2 separate regions of the Homo sapiens genome follow, and region 1 is linked to region 2. Evidence: chromatin loops called from intact Hi-C (ENCODE). Cell type or tissue: PC-3. All regions are shown on one strand. Each heading gives the region's core, and the rest is flanking DNA. Links, peaks and the distances in the headings are about the cores only. Region 1 has its middle 210 kb from the start of DSEL-AS1. Region 2 has its middle 91 kb from the start of DSEL-AS1.

Region 1 (7,639 bases), core at 1,751-6,750, 110 kb after region 2:
TCTTTATTCTTTTTTTTTTAGACGGAGTTTTGCTCTTGTTGCCCAAGCTAGAGTGCAATGGCATTATCTTGGCTCACTGCAACCTCTGTCTCCCAGTTCTGCCTGAGACTACCGAGTAGCTGGGATTACAGGCACCCGCCACCACGCCTGGCTTTTTGTGTTTTTAGTAGAAACGTGGTTTCACCAAGTTAGCCAGGCTGGTCTCAAACTCCTAACCTCAGGTGATCCGCCCAGCTCAGCCTCCCAAAGTGCTGGGATTACAGGCGTGACCCAATGTCTTAATCTTTTAAGTCTTCTTTTATTATTTAACTTGAGCAAGTCTTTTGTTGAGGGCAATTCTTATTTTGCCTTTTCAATGCCTGAAAAAACTTTCCAAAGACAGGTAGGAGAAACTCTCATCTGTCACTATGGTGGTAAAAAATGGGCAACAATTCCTTGCTCTGCCCCTTGATGGGTATGACATGGGCAAGGAATAGGAACACCCATGGGTAGAGGAGCTGGAAACAGCAGGGTCTATTCTAGGACGGTTATATCCAGTGAATTCTGTGAGTGCGTCTTGGTCTTGCTTCCTGCGATTCTGTGAACACACTTCTGGCCTTCTTGTTAATTTTATGAGGCACTAAATAGCCTTCCAGTAAACTTTATGCTTCAGTTAAACTGAATTTAAACTGAACTTGTTTCTTTAATGTTACTTTTGGAACCAATGTGAGAAAATGTTTAAATAAAAATGTGTTTATTTATAAAAGTTTTCACTCCTGAAGAAATTTTAAGAGGTAACCATCTAAGCATGTATGATCAAATTAAGCACACTTATTAAGCTTCATTTCTGTTTCAGAGATTATTTTTAAGAAATAAATTGTTACAGATGTAACATGTTCCCTTTTTAAATCTTACATGTAATTCTTTTCTGAAATTGGTATATTTCATGTATATGATTTTTTAAAAAAACTTTTATTACCAACATATATATCCATGTAACATACATTATTGCTTTGTGGGTTTCAACATTTGCATTAAAATATCATGTTGTATATCGGTTTTCATTATTTAATATTGGATTTCTGAAATTCATGCACAATATTACATATAGAACAAATTCATTTATTTTTAATGTTGCATAATTTATTTTTTACTAAATAATAAGCCAGTTTGTTTATATAGTCCCTAGTAAGACTGGATAATGGTTTCTCAGATGCTGTTAACTCTTCTAAATATTGTAAACAGTCCTATAATATCCTCTTGTGCATATATGAATAAGTGCTCCTGTAGACATCTATATTTGTAATTGCTGCTCTTATACTGTGTACTACTCACTGGGTATTTACAAATGGCTCTTCTAAGTAATTTTATTCAAAGTATATTCCAGTGATCAGTCTCATTTGCCAATTCTCATATATTGTAATAATTGATATGCTAAAGATAATTATCTTAATAATGTTAGTAGTAAAATTTTATTGTCTTATTATTTGTCAAGGACAGAGAATTTCTAGTTTATTCTAAATATCTTCTTAACTTAATTCATCTCTGATATATCCCAGAAACCTTTCTGGGTTTCGTTACTAATATTAGCTTTTTTCCCTTATGTGTATCGCATACACTTGGTGACTTGTGATACATTAAAATTAATTTAGAAAACTACATCTTTACAAGATTCAGCCTTTCTATCTAGGATTATAAGTAGGTTTCTTTAGCATTTATCTTGTACTTAGAAGATTTACTGAACTTTCTATACATAGTAATTTCTCAATTAAGCCCGTTAAAATTTTTGAGTCTGTATTTAAAATGTTTTCAAATAAAAAAATTAATTTTCTTTTCCCAAATTACAGCATTCATTTCATGTTTATTTTATTGGTCAGAGTCATAATAATAACTTTTAAAAATATGAGGTATGGTAATATCCTTTTTATATTCTTCCTTGGAATGTTTCTGGTATGTTTTACTATCAGTTTAACATTTAAATGTAGAATATTTCTATTTATAGATGCACAAATATATATTAAACACTCCACTCTCTTCAAAACTCAAGACAAACTTGATCCCTTTTTTAAATTTGTTATTTTTCCAAAATTATAGAAGAAAGAACAGAATTTCATAACAAAATATGCATATGGTGGTCATTTTTATGTCCTCGATTTTTAACATTTTCTTTGTTTTGATAATAAAGTTGTGATTTTACAGTAAACTGAATGCCCTACCCTGTTTTCCCTAAATAGAACTGAAGAGTCTTTTGTTGTATCGAAGAGCATATTATCATTGTTGAGTTATCATTATATGGCTATTAACAAACAAAATAAATGTAATCAAATATAAATAAATAATTAACATACAATGACGCCACTGTGATATGAAAAATTTTACTTAACAAATGACTTGGCCCACCAAATTGCTATGATTAACTACTGATGCAAACAAAATCAATTATTGATACAAATAAAGATTAATACCACTCTCTCCCCTAGTAGATGCAATTCCCTGGTTATTTCAGTTGGAAAATAAATAGTACAGAATCTGCACTTTTTCACAATTATTATTATTTAGCTTGATAATAAAAAAACAGGCTGAATTTTAGGAAATTTTATTTTCACTCACATAGGGATTTCTAACTAATACAATCAAGCAAATTGTCAGTCTATTGCTAAATATGATTTTTACATGCCTGTTAGATGATGTGCATCATATTAATACCCTGAACACTTTTCCAAATAGCATCTTGCTAATTTTTTTTGTACAATAATAATTTTGTCTAAAAATAATTATCACTGGGCCCATTACACTCTGAAATAGTCAGCTGCACATTTAAGAATAGCAAGGTGGTGTTTTTTAAATACAGGACACCAAGGAAAATTCTGTAACAATGTAAAACTTAGTATCATAATTAGAAGGAATGTTTCAATAGATTTGAATAAACAGACCATAATATCAGGGAGAATACTTATATGAAAACACGCTCTCAATGTCTTTATACAGTAGTTACAGACTTGATGAAATTAGTTTCTTTAGTATCAAAACATAAGTTAAAACATCTCAAACATCTTGAATACATATTTATAAATTGTCTTGATAATCAGAATATTTTCTTCAACAATAAATTCTGTTGATATTTAAATAAATTATTCCAAACATATTTATTTAATAACAAACATTAGCTAGCAAAAGAGGATTTTTTATACTAAATTTGCATGATAAATAGTATTTTATGAATGCTTACACTGTCTTATATGTTATAGCATATACTCAAACATCTGGTGAAAATTGCCAGATTGAGTCTGTCTGTAGTGTTGAAATAAAACTTCAGTTTTCAGTTGCACCATTTTAATTGTCAAAATAAAATGAAAAAGTAATGAATATGTTGCCAAGTTAAACGAAATCTTTACAACTGAATAGTAAGTAAACCAATATTTATTAAAATATTAGTTTATCCTTTCTGCTGAAAAGTATTTTCTCAGGTCAGCTATTTTTTTGCATATGAAAGACCTGAACTAATGCATCAAGAGCTTTGTAATTAAGGAGGGAACAAATTTTAGAAATGAGACTTGAATAATTTTTTAAAATTATATTCTTTGTGAAGTGATATAGCAGTTCTCATGTGCCATTTGTTTCTTCTATTTTACCAGTTTTTAATGTCATGATTCATACTTATAGGAGCCAAATTTATTATTTAAAAAGTTTGAATAGGTTCTTATTAAATGTATGAGAAACTAAAAATATATTTGGGTGTCTCTTTGAGGCTTATGCTGTAAAAAAGTAATAAAACCCAATATTTATAGCACAATGTGTTGAAATAAATCTCAAAATGCCAAATTTAATCTTTTTGGCTCACAGTTAAAAACCATATAACCATTTTTCATTACATTTAAGCAGATCTTTAAAATTTTATTAAATTAAAGATGCAGTTCTTTAAAATTTCAATAAATTCACAATGTGTACATATTCTCATGAATCATAACTTAAGTCTATGGTCACACTGCCCTGAAGGTCCCTGGTGTCCTCTGAATCATAGCTTAATAACTTCCTTCCCATGCCATCTCAAAGCAGTTTAAACTATCAACTTGGTGAAGAATTACCATTCTTTGTTATTTTAATACCAACAATACTTTCTTGAGAAGGTATGCTATGTTTGTTACTGGTCTTGTCTTTTCTCTTATAATATATTAATAAATCTTAAAAATCTATTGTCAATTTAGTCATACAATTTTGTCTTTTAAAATTATCAAGGTTATTGGAATACATGGAGTAAATGTCAATATTATATAAATAATTATTTTGGGACAGGAAAGTCAGGCTTTTACCTAAATATAAACATTCAAATTTAAAAATGAAAACTTATATTTTGAATAAACATTTCTGGCACCTTTCTGACTCAGAAATAATAAGAGTGGAACAAGAAAGTGTTATGAAAGAAAAAGAAGATAATTTTCGTGATGACAATGGAAGATATTACTCTCACTGTATTTTAGAAATAGTTAGATTTCTGCTCAGGATATTTTAGGTTATTGCATTTTCAACATTGTTTCAGTTGATTTAAATTACTTGTTTTCTCAATTCAATCAGGAACACTATATCCAGTAACCCCTGAATTAATTATACTTAGAAGTATAATTCTGCAATTTAGAAAAGTATAAGTGCTATTAGGTTTGCTTAGCTCAGGCTGCTATAACAAAATACCACAGACTGAGTGACTTAAACAACAGGTATTTATTTATTTATTTTATTATTTATTTAGTTATTTATTTTTGAGACGGAGTCTCGCTCTGTCTCCCAGACTGGAGTGCAATGGCGTGGTCTCAGCTCACTGCAACCTCTGCCTCCTGGGTTCAAGCAATTCTCTTGCCTCAACCTCCTGAGTACCCGGGATTACAGGCAACCGCCACCACGTCCGGCTAATTTTTGTGTTTTTAGTAGAGACAGGGGTTTCACCATGTTGGTCAAGCTGTTCTTGAACTCCTGACCTTGTGATCTGCCCGCTTCCGCCTCCCAAAGTGCTGGGATTACAGGCGTGAGCCACCGCGCCCAGCCAGTTATTTATTTTTCACAGTCGTGGAGTCTAAGAAATCTATGATTATGGTGCCGGTAGATTCCGTTTCAGGTGAGGTAAAGATACTCTTACTGGCTTGAAGAAAGGCCACCTTCTCACTGTGTCCTCATACCACAGAGAGAGGGAGAACATTGGTCTCTCTTCCTCTTATTATCAGGGCATTAATCCCATCGTGCTGTCCCACCCTTATGACCTCATCTAAACCTAATTACCTTCCAAAGACCCCACTTCCAGCTACCATCCTATTGGGAGTTAGGACATCAACACATGAACTTTAGGGAGACACAAGCATTTGGTCCAGAACAAAGGCTAAAGAGAATACTATACTTAATATAACATTCATTAATCATAGCATATTGAGGGATAAGAAATATCTTTTGTCAATATTGGCAGTCATGGGAATCAGGAGAACTCTTTCTTATTAGTTCTCTTGTATTGGGTAATCACTTTACTTTTGTAGTCCTCAGCTTCATCCTCTGTAAAGTTGAGGGATGGAGTAAATTACATTAAGGTACTTTTCAACTCTTAACATTTATGGGCTTGGAAAAATTTATATTGACAATTTTTGCTATTTGTCTTAGTCTGGATGTTATTAAACATGTTTAAACATCTTGCAATTTTGAAAGCCATAAATTAGTTACACACACTAAAAGCTCTGAGCTCCTGAGATAAACTACTTCTTGTTTTTTCTTCTCATTTTATTTCTGATTTTGCTTCCTAAAACTTAATCCATATGCTATTTAATCCAAATTTTGCACTACTGTATGTAGATATAAATTATTAATTAAACTTTTTAACCATTCCAATATTTTTCTATTCACTAATAAACATATTTCCAATATCTAATACTTATTTATAAAGGACAAGCATTTCTTTTCCCTTTAAATCATAGCAAGTAATGCTCGTCAGTCTTGACACCCAGAATGTCAGTAAGACTTGCAGAGGCAGCCGTAATGGCAGCTGTCAGCTTCAGAGTAGATGAGAAACAAAATCTGTCACGAGACTTGAAAACTTTAGACATCACCACAGTTAATTTAGCAGCCATGACCAGTATATTAAAAGCCTGTGCTACAATAAAACTCACCTTTGTTTCACCATGAATATATAGGCTAACGGAGATTCAAATCTAGTTTTTTGTTACTTTTGCTAAAGTAACACTCCTTTTGCTATGACACTGTCACTAAGAATGCAGGCTTATTTACAAATTAACATTGTTAGCTTGCACAATTCTTCTTTATGAACATTGTACATTCTTTTTTATGAACTGATGCTGGTGTTTCTTTATTTTGCCAGATAACTTTAACAAGGTGGAAGTTATAGGACATTAGAGCCATGTTCATGCCTATGTCCTATTGTGGCTTATGTAATATAGATATGATTGTTCTCAGGACATTTCAGCTGCCCTTTCATTCTTGGGAAGCTCTTGGCTGAGTGTTTAAATGATTACAATTGAACATAGAGGAAAAACAGATTGTAGAAATACAAACTCTCTGCATGGTCTCTATTGAACCCTTGTAAAATACTCTGATTCCAGAAAAAGATTAGTTAAATTGTAATTTGTGAAATTGTTATAACTTACTTGTTGCTTTTTCCGGAGCTATTTCTTTAATATGGGAGTCTGATCTTAGCAATTTGGGAGACTGAGGTGGAAGGGTCATTTGAGGCCAAAAGTTTGGGACCAGCCTGGGTACCATAGCAAGACTCCAATTCTACAAAAAATAAATGTAGCCAGGCATGTTGCCATGAGCCTGTAGCCCTACCTACTCAGGAAGCAGAAGCAGGAAAACTGCTTGAGCCTAGGAGTTCAAGGCTGCAGTGAGCTATGATCGTGCTACTGTACTCCAGCCTAGGAAACATAGCAAGACCCTATCTAAGAATAAATAAATAAATATTGAAGTCTGAAAACATATACAGATAGAAGTATATTCTGATGTGTGTGTGTGTGTGTGTGTATATACCAATTTATCCTTTTTCCTATGAAATATCTTTCTTTATAAATTTTCAGCTATGTTATTTATTTTAACTTTTCAAAATCAGAAGTATATTCTGATGTGTGTGTGTGTATATATATACATATATATACCAGTTTATCATTTTTCCTATGAAATGTCTTTATACATTTTCAGCTGTGTTATTTATTTTAACTTTTTTAAATTACAACAATTAATAACCCTATTATTAATTTTATCATCTTATAGGCAAGTTTACAGTTTTTCAATGTCACCAGAAGATAACGCTATACTATTACCATGTAAACACATTACACTAGTAGTACAAAAATTTTTTATCGTATGTTAAATATATGAGCTGATATTAAAGAACAATTATCTATATCAAAGATATTCTGTGTTTATGATTTAGAAGATTTAACATAGCTAAGATGACAATATTCCCCACGTTAGTCTATGTATTCACCAACAAATCTATCAAAACTTTAACTGACCTTTTTTTGTATTTTTGCAAAAATTGACAAGCTGATCCTTAAATTTATATGAAAATGCAAGAAATCATAACAGCCAAAACAATAATAAGAAAGAACCAAGTCTGAGGACACTTTTCCTAATTTTAAATCTTACTACATTTCTTAGCTTCAAAACTTACTAC
Region 2 (7,639 bases), core at 1,649-6,648:
AAAAGCAATTCTTATTATTATTGTTACTATTATTATTTTTGAGATGGAGTCTCGCTCTGTCCCCCAGGCTAGTGTGCAGTGGCGCGATCTTGGCTCACTGCAAGCTCCGCCTCCCAGGTTCAGGCCATTCTCCTGCCTCAGCCTCCGGAGTAGCTGGGACTACAGGCACCCGCCACCACGCCTGGCTAATTTTTTTGTATTTTTTTAGTACAGACGGAGTTTCACCGTGTTAGTCAGGATGGTTTCGATCTCCTGACCTCGTGATCTGCCCACCTCAGCCTCCCAAAGTGCTGGGATTACAGGCGTGAGCCACCACACCCAGTGAAATTCTTATTTTTTTATGAATATGGTGAATTAAAATCTGTCAAAACAGATATTCGTGTCATTCATTTTTGTAACCAATCCACAACTCATATAATATACTTCACATAGTAGGCACCTTACCACCCCCACAACAACAAAAAAAGGTAAGTAACAGCTGCAAGCCAATCCAGAGAGCTGACTTCCTTCTTAGTTTAAACATATTTTATGAAGCAGGCGAATGCTCCATTCCATTTGCCTGATTCAATAAGAAGTTTAAAGTATTATATTTAAACAGAGGTAATATAAAACCATCTGCCAAGCCAGTCAAATGTTTTTCTTTTTCTTTTAATCACCACATAGGAAACATTTAGAACAATAAAAGTGGTAGAGATCAGTTTTTCAATCCACAGTGTGGTGATTCAGTGAACAAAATTGAAATCTGACGTTGTTGACATTTAAGATTATTGGTGGTCAGCTAGAGGGGAAAAAACAATATGTAACATGTTTCTCTACATGACTTATGTTTCTAGTTCCTGTAAAATGTCAAATTGAAGGTGACAAGGAGCAAGCTTTCTACTTCAAAATGTAACAAGAAAAGGCTCAAGCATGTGGTCTACAAAGACTTGCCGAACATCATTTTTACTGACAGCTAAACAGAGTTTTGCTTATTTCATGAAGGCAAATCCAAACAAACCTATTGAATTTTTATTACATTTACTTTTAAAAAAAAGCCAAGCTTAGTAATGGTATCTTTTCGGGATACCACTGTTGTTCTGTATTAACATATATATGAAGTATTTCCTATATATGAGGACCCATCTGATACTGATTTAACAGACCATAAAGGAAGTAGTAGTTCAACAATTCTGGCAAATGATTTTTTTTCCAAGGGGGTTTAGGATGCATTTCTCCTAATATATTCATTTATGTATTCGTCTAGAAAATAAAATGAGTAACTTGCTGTGGTAACCTTGGTATGTGGCAAAGAATAATAAGATAAAATCCCTGCCTTTAAGAAACTTACTGTTTGTTTAAGGAGAAATGCCATCATAATGCAGAATAGTAAATTCGTAAACAAGGCATATGGGAGCACTGAGGAAAGACACCAAACCTCAGTAATGTGTAAGGAATGGCTTACTGCAGTAAGTGATGCCACATTTGCAGAATGATCATGAGCTCTGCTAGCATAACAGATACCTAAATAAATTATTCCCCACTAGCCTATACCTCCTTTTCCTTATAGTTATTGAACATTTATTGATCTGCCAGCTATATTTTGACAACCTAATTCACTCTATTATGAACCAACAGAAAATCTGAAGACTTTTGTCACACAACAGATTCGAGGGATTGCCTTTTAGTTTTGTTTTTGAAAAAGACATATTTAGGTATTGAAAAAGCTAACAAAATCTAACTAGCTAACAAAAATCTTTAAGTTAATCTAACTTTTATTGTTCCTTTTCCATTTTGAGGCTGATCTTTTACTGGGTTGGAGAACATATGTAATGTATTTTTTTTCCTTTTTCAAATAAATGAAAACTATTTTATTTTGTATTAGGTTGGAGAATATATCTATATCCATATCTGTATAATTCATCAGGAAAGGGAGACCTTTCCTGGACAAATGGTTTTTGTTAGCATAATGTAATAGAATGATTATAGAACACAAAATCTATTCTTTTATCCAAACTATGAGATGCAGAAGTACAAGCCCATAATGCTTCAATTCCTACTATATATTTACATGTAGAAGCCAAAACTACATTGAATCAGCCTGAAGAGTTGCATCCAAAAGGTCATATTGGATTCTGTCCTCATCGTGAAGACTGCCAGCTCTAGTAAACTGAATGCATGTGATCTCAGCCCCAATGACACCAAGTAGAAAGATGACTTGTACATGTGGAACCAACAAAGCCGTAAAGGTTTCATTTCTTCCCCCCTCTTAGATAACCCAGCTCAGGGGACAGAAGTATATGACCTTTAGTTCCTGGTTGGCACAGTGAGATCTTAGATCCATCTTTAATCATCTAGCCCCTTTAAGTTGCTGAGGTAGGAATGCAGAAGGAGGAAGGGGTTAGGGCAGAGAAGGAGAGAGCATCTCTGTCTAGTGAGCTACACAGATTTACTTTCATTTGTTAGCAGCAAGATGTCTGCTTGCAGTTCAACCAAGCAATATTCAAATGCATGTGTTGCACCCAAAGATATACATAATGGGGAGGTAGGTGGCAATGTCATCATTCTAGACATTGTGTATTTTTCCCTCAGGAGTCTCTTTACCCAGCTGTTCCAGCCAAAGACATAGCGCTTTCTTTCTAGTATTAGAGGGTTTGCTCTTTCTGGCCACTGTGAGCTTGGCTCTCACCAACTTCTTGGGGGAGCCCACCTTAATCTGAGGCATTTGCTCTCCATTAGCTTGATGATATCTCATAAATTCATGCCTGGTTTCAATTTAAGTGCAAGGTAAGTTTCCCCGAGTAATCAGGTTGACTGCAAAAATTTATATTTTGGGGGTTTCATGTTTCATTTGCTAATGGTCCACCTTCATCAGCACTGTAAACACCATCTAGGGCACTAAATGCCAGTACACTACTCAATGCATCATCAACGACTTTACATGGGAATTAATCTGTTTCTGAGAAATCTTCCTGAGAAAGCTGAAGTTTACAGGTAGTTTCCAGGAATCACTTAAAAACAAACAAACAAACAGAAACAACTCAGATGTTTTACTGTCATTATCAAAAAGATCGAAGGTTGACGTCATAGATTGCAGGAGTGGCTGAGCTATAAGACTGCCCAGCTGTTGCCGATGTTATGGAAGCATAACAAGGGTGAAGCCGCTCACTCTCTCACCTCACAATTGATCTAATAATGTATTTGTGTTATGCCCATAGGCTACAAGTTTCCATCTATTCTCTCTCAATATAGGTGCTCAGCTATTTAACCTTTTTTTTTTTTTTTCTGAAAGGAATTGGAAACTTTTGGCTTCCCAGGACAAATCTTAGTACTGGTTGTTAAAATGGGTAGATGCAAGGCTGACTGAACCCCTGAAAGGGAGTTAGCAGCAGGCCAGGCAATGTTCAGGCATTTGTCTCTGAACCTACTTCTTGGTAGGTTCAGCCTGCAACCATACCTCCAATAACTGACAGAAGGATGACATATTACTTGATTGACCATATATTTTAGTCAATATGTTTATTAATTCTTATGGACTTTCCTCATATCATGTTAATCAGCTCATGAGGTCCTCATCCTTCCTTCCTTTTTCAAAAATCCATGTTCCTCTCAGCAACCCCATCTTTATCACCAGAACTGTTAAGAATTATGAAAGGACAGAGATTTTTTTTTCCTTATGTGTAAGTTAACACATTAGCCTGCTGCAGCTTCATGAAAGCAGAAGACAAGAGACTCCTGAGTCAGAGACAAAGGATTTTATGACTCACACCAACAGTCATATCCACAGTATTGGCTTTTATCATGCCAGATATCAGAGCTGCAATTCCCATAGGGCAACATGAAGAGGGCTAGGTGACACCTCACATACACAGTGGATTGTGTTACAGAAGAACCCTGAACTTTTTATATGGGTGATTAAGCTTGACTGTGCTTTGTGCCAAAAGGAGATGTTATTTTTATTATTCTGGTCAGTAAGCTGGCTACCCTTTGCCCCAGAAGATATCTCTATCTTGCATAACTGGCTTATTCCTGTCAATTCAGTATATTACTGAGCAATGCCCATTCTTTCTCAATAAGGGTATCATATATTTCCATATTCCTCATTTAATTTAAGGTCAGATGCCACACTTAGAATTCTCTGTGGAGGTTACACTCTTAGTGGGCCATATTTTACCATTGACTATCATGTCTTGGGACAAAAAGTTGTAAAATGATCCTGATTTCAAAATAACTGCCTAACATAATGATAACTATTCACAATGCAATTAGACTCTTGCTTTCAAAATGTGTAAAATGAGAAATGCAAAGAAAGTTTAAATCTACTGATGGCAGTAAAAGAAGAAAAAAATACAAAAGAATATGCACAGATAAAACATGCAAAAGTATTTAGAAGTATTATTTGTGTGTGTGTGTGTGAGAGAGAGAGAGAGGAGACAGAGAAAAGCAGGAGAGGAGAGAGAAAATCTGATGTAAGGAAAATTAGGAATAGAATTCTGAAACTGTGTTGAACCTTTGAACCTTTTTAATTCCTGTTTTTCACACACATTAGACTATGTGAAACCGGGTGTTGGCATTACCACAAATTTCCTAAACTTTTGGTCTTCCCTGTTATCCTTTGAATGGCCTGATATTATATGAATAAATCTCTATTTCTTGCAAGGAAAACAACAGCCTAACATTGATGGATATCCTAGAATTACTTTGCTTTGCATGGCTCTCTTACTAAAATTGTTTTAGCCAAGCAAATTTTACTGGGGGTTTTCAAGCAGAGTTGGATGGATTTGTTTATATCACATACTTTTTACAGCATATACATTAAAAAGACAGTTTTCAGAAATTTTTTTTTTCCCCAGACTTTGGGGAATACCTGAGCAAGGTTGTCTGTTGGAAGGGTCCCAGGTTGGACAGGACTGGGCCAATGCTAGTAGTAATCCTGCCTGGTCAGTCTTTGGCTGGGAGCAACCTGGGTTTCAGCCTTCAGTGGAGGCCATTGGTCAATTATGCATCCAGCTGCAGGTTATCTTGAAAGACATATGAATGGAACCACTCTATAGCCATCCCAACCTACATGGAGAACTTTTCTTGCCCCAACTTGTTTACTATATTAGAACTTAGCCTCCATTGTGTTATGTTCTGGCCTCTGCTTCTTAATTTTTTGGGATGTCATTTTATTGTCTTTAACTACAGTGACCCAATATGAAGCTCAGCCTTTAATCAGCTTCAATAACAGCTACCAAAATCACTCACACCAAGCATATTGGGATTTTACAGACTTTACACATTTTTAATCATCTTGAGCAGGGTTTAATCATCTTGAGCATGCATCTCTTAGCTATGCCCATGGGATCATCCCCCTGGTTGCCACGACTATTTTCTACATCCCCACTTTTGATCACCTCCTTCCAGGTTGGGGCTCTACATTCTCCCATATCACTTATCTAGATAGCCTTCTTCTCTCATTGGCACAAACCACACAAGGACCTAGAGTGATGCTCATATTCAACCCAATGCTGACATTAAATTATGCTTTTCAGGAAATACTTTGTTCCCTATGAGGACCTCTTGACCAATGTAATATACTGTCATTCACCACCAGAGACTTGTGACTTAAGAATTTTAACCATGCCAATAATTTTCACTCTGTAAAGTTTGTTAAATAGCATGGCTAATTCAAAATATTATTCAGAGTTGAGATAATTTCAGAATCCAAGAGTCACATGAAATCAGATAGAAGTGCACTTTTTGGCTGTTCATTTCAGACTCTGAAATAATTATTTTACTGATTACATTTTTATTTCCAACCATAAGACCTGTTACTTTATTCCAAATAACATACATTCTAACTCCCTCATGTAGAATATCTACTGCTGCTGTTACTGCCCCAAACAAACAATATCCAAAAATCAATAACAACAAAGTCCTGTTGCTGTATCATGGCAGAGAGCAGTGGCCCACTCCAGTCACTGGAGATTTATAAAAACTAAGTGTTGCTGATGGCTCTCCATTACTTGGTAACCACCTTGATGTTGAATTCTGCATGTGTGGTATGTTCATGTTTCAGTTGTTCTTTTACCCAGAAAATCTCTTTATTGGATGAAGCTTTAGAAATCCATAGTTTTGCAATCATTGCTTACTGGAAGAAATAATGCAAAACTATTAGAACTGAAGAAAATTTAGTCATCAGTTATAAATAAATTAATAACTAAACACAATTATCCCCCAAATTCTTCAAAACTTAATAGAAAAATGAAGCAGAAGAAAGCATTTCATTTATCCTAGGAACAAATATAAAAACACCTAAAATAAACTTAACATGAGGCTTGAATAAATGGAGAAAAATATGTTGTTGGATGATATAATTTAATATAATATGCATCTAGATTAGTCTCAAGATGATATATAAAAGTAATGCAATTATTTAAAAATCTCAAAAATAATTTTAAATAAAAAATTTTACTATTATCAGATTGGCCAAAATCCCAAACACTGAGAACACTAAATGCTGGCAATAGGCTTTCCAACATTGTTGGTGGGAATACAAAAAGGGACAGCCACTGTGGAAGATAGTTTCCCAGGTTTTTTAAATGAAACGAGACATATTCTTATCATAGGATCCAACAGTTGTGCTCCTTGGGTTTTACCCAAATGAACTGAAAACTTATGTCCACACGAAGACCTGCACATGAATGTTTGTAGCAGCTTTATTTATAATTGCCAAACCTAGGGCACCACCAAGGTGTCCTTCATTGGGTAAATGGATAAACTGTCGTACATCTGGACAATGGAATCTTACTCAGCACTAAAAAGAAATCAGATATCAAGCCATACAAAGAGGTGATGCAAACTTAAATGCAAATTACCAAGTGAAAGAAGCCAATCTGAAATGGCTTTATACTATATGATAGCATATGTATAACTATATGGCATTCTGGAAAAGGCAAACCTCTGGAGACAGGAAATGATCTGGGTTGCCAGAGGTTGGGGGAGGGCGGGACAAATAGGCAGCGCGTAGAGGATATTTAGAGCAGTGAAAGTATTCTGTATGGTACCGTAATGGTGGATTCATGTTCGTAGAGATTTGTCCAAACTCATAAAATGTACAATATCAAGAGTGGAACCCTAATGTAAATAATGGACTCTGGGTGATGATGTAGGTAAATATAGGTTCATGGATTGTAGCAAATGTTATACTGTGGTTTGGGATGTCTACATGCGAGGTTGTGAGTGTGGAGACCGTGGTATATGGGAACTCTTTGTACTTTCTGCTTAATCTTTCTGTACACATAAAGCCACCCTAAACATTATGAATTAAAAATGATTATGTATATACAGGAAAGTAAGCATGTTAGAGTTACTGATGTATACATTATAACAAAATTTATAGAGTTAATAGGAATGATGGTATTATAATACTCACAGATGAATTATAAGACATCCAAACAGGGCTAAACATTTTAGTTGTATTATTTTAACTGATAATTTCAACCTCATAAATAGATATGTAGTTCCTTTGTAGTTTTATCAGTGAGGAAATTGAGACTTAGAAGGTGAAGTATCCAAAGCCACCTAACATGTAAGTAGTACCTCTGGGATTTGAATTTAGTTGCACCCCTGAGTCTAAGCTATTTCCTCTTTGTCTTGTACACCTAAGCAAAATTTTAGG

The links. Peaks named below come from ENCODE experiments on the same cell type or tissue, not always from the same donor. Only the 100,000 strongest peaks of a DNase experiment are listed, where the experiment ranks them.
Region 1: a loop joins it to region 2, with 3 times the contacts of the local background. A loop is called at or near these places in 1 of 110 quality-filtered maps.

The regions. Positions count from the first base shown.
Region 1 is chr18:67,307,379-67,315,017 of GRCh38, reverse strand. No RefSeq gene overlaps it. Among named protein-coding and RNA genes, the nearest start is that of DSEL-AS1, 210 kb to the left of the region's middle. In PC-3, for the core only: no CTCF peak of the experiment used is centred there; a DNase peak (open chromatin) is centred at 3,977; H3K27ac peaks cover 1,390 bases.
Region 2 is chr18:67,422,088-67,429,726 of GRCh38, reverse strand. No RefSeq gene overlaps it. Among named protein-coding and RNA genes, the nearest start is that of DSEL-AS1, 91 kb to the left of the region's middle. In PC-3, for the core only: no CTCF peak of the experiment used is centred there; a DNase peak (open chromatin) is centred at 3,806; H3K27ac peaks cover 520 bases.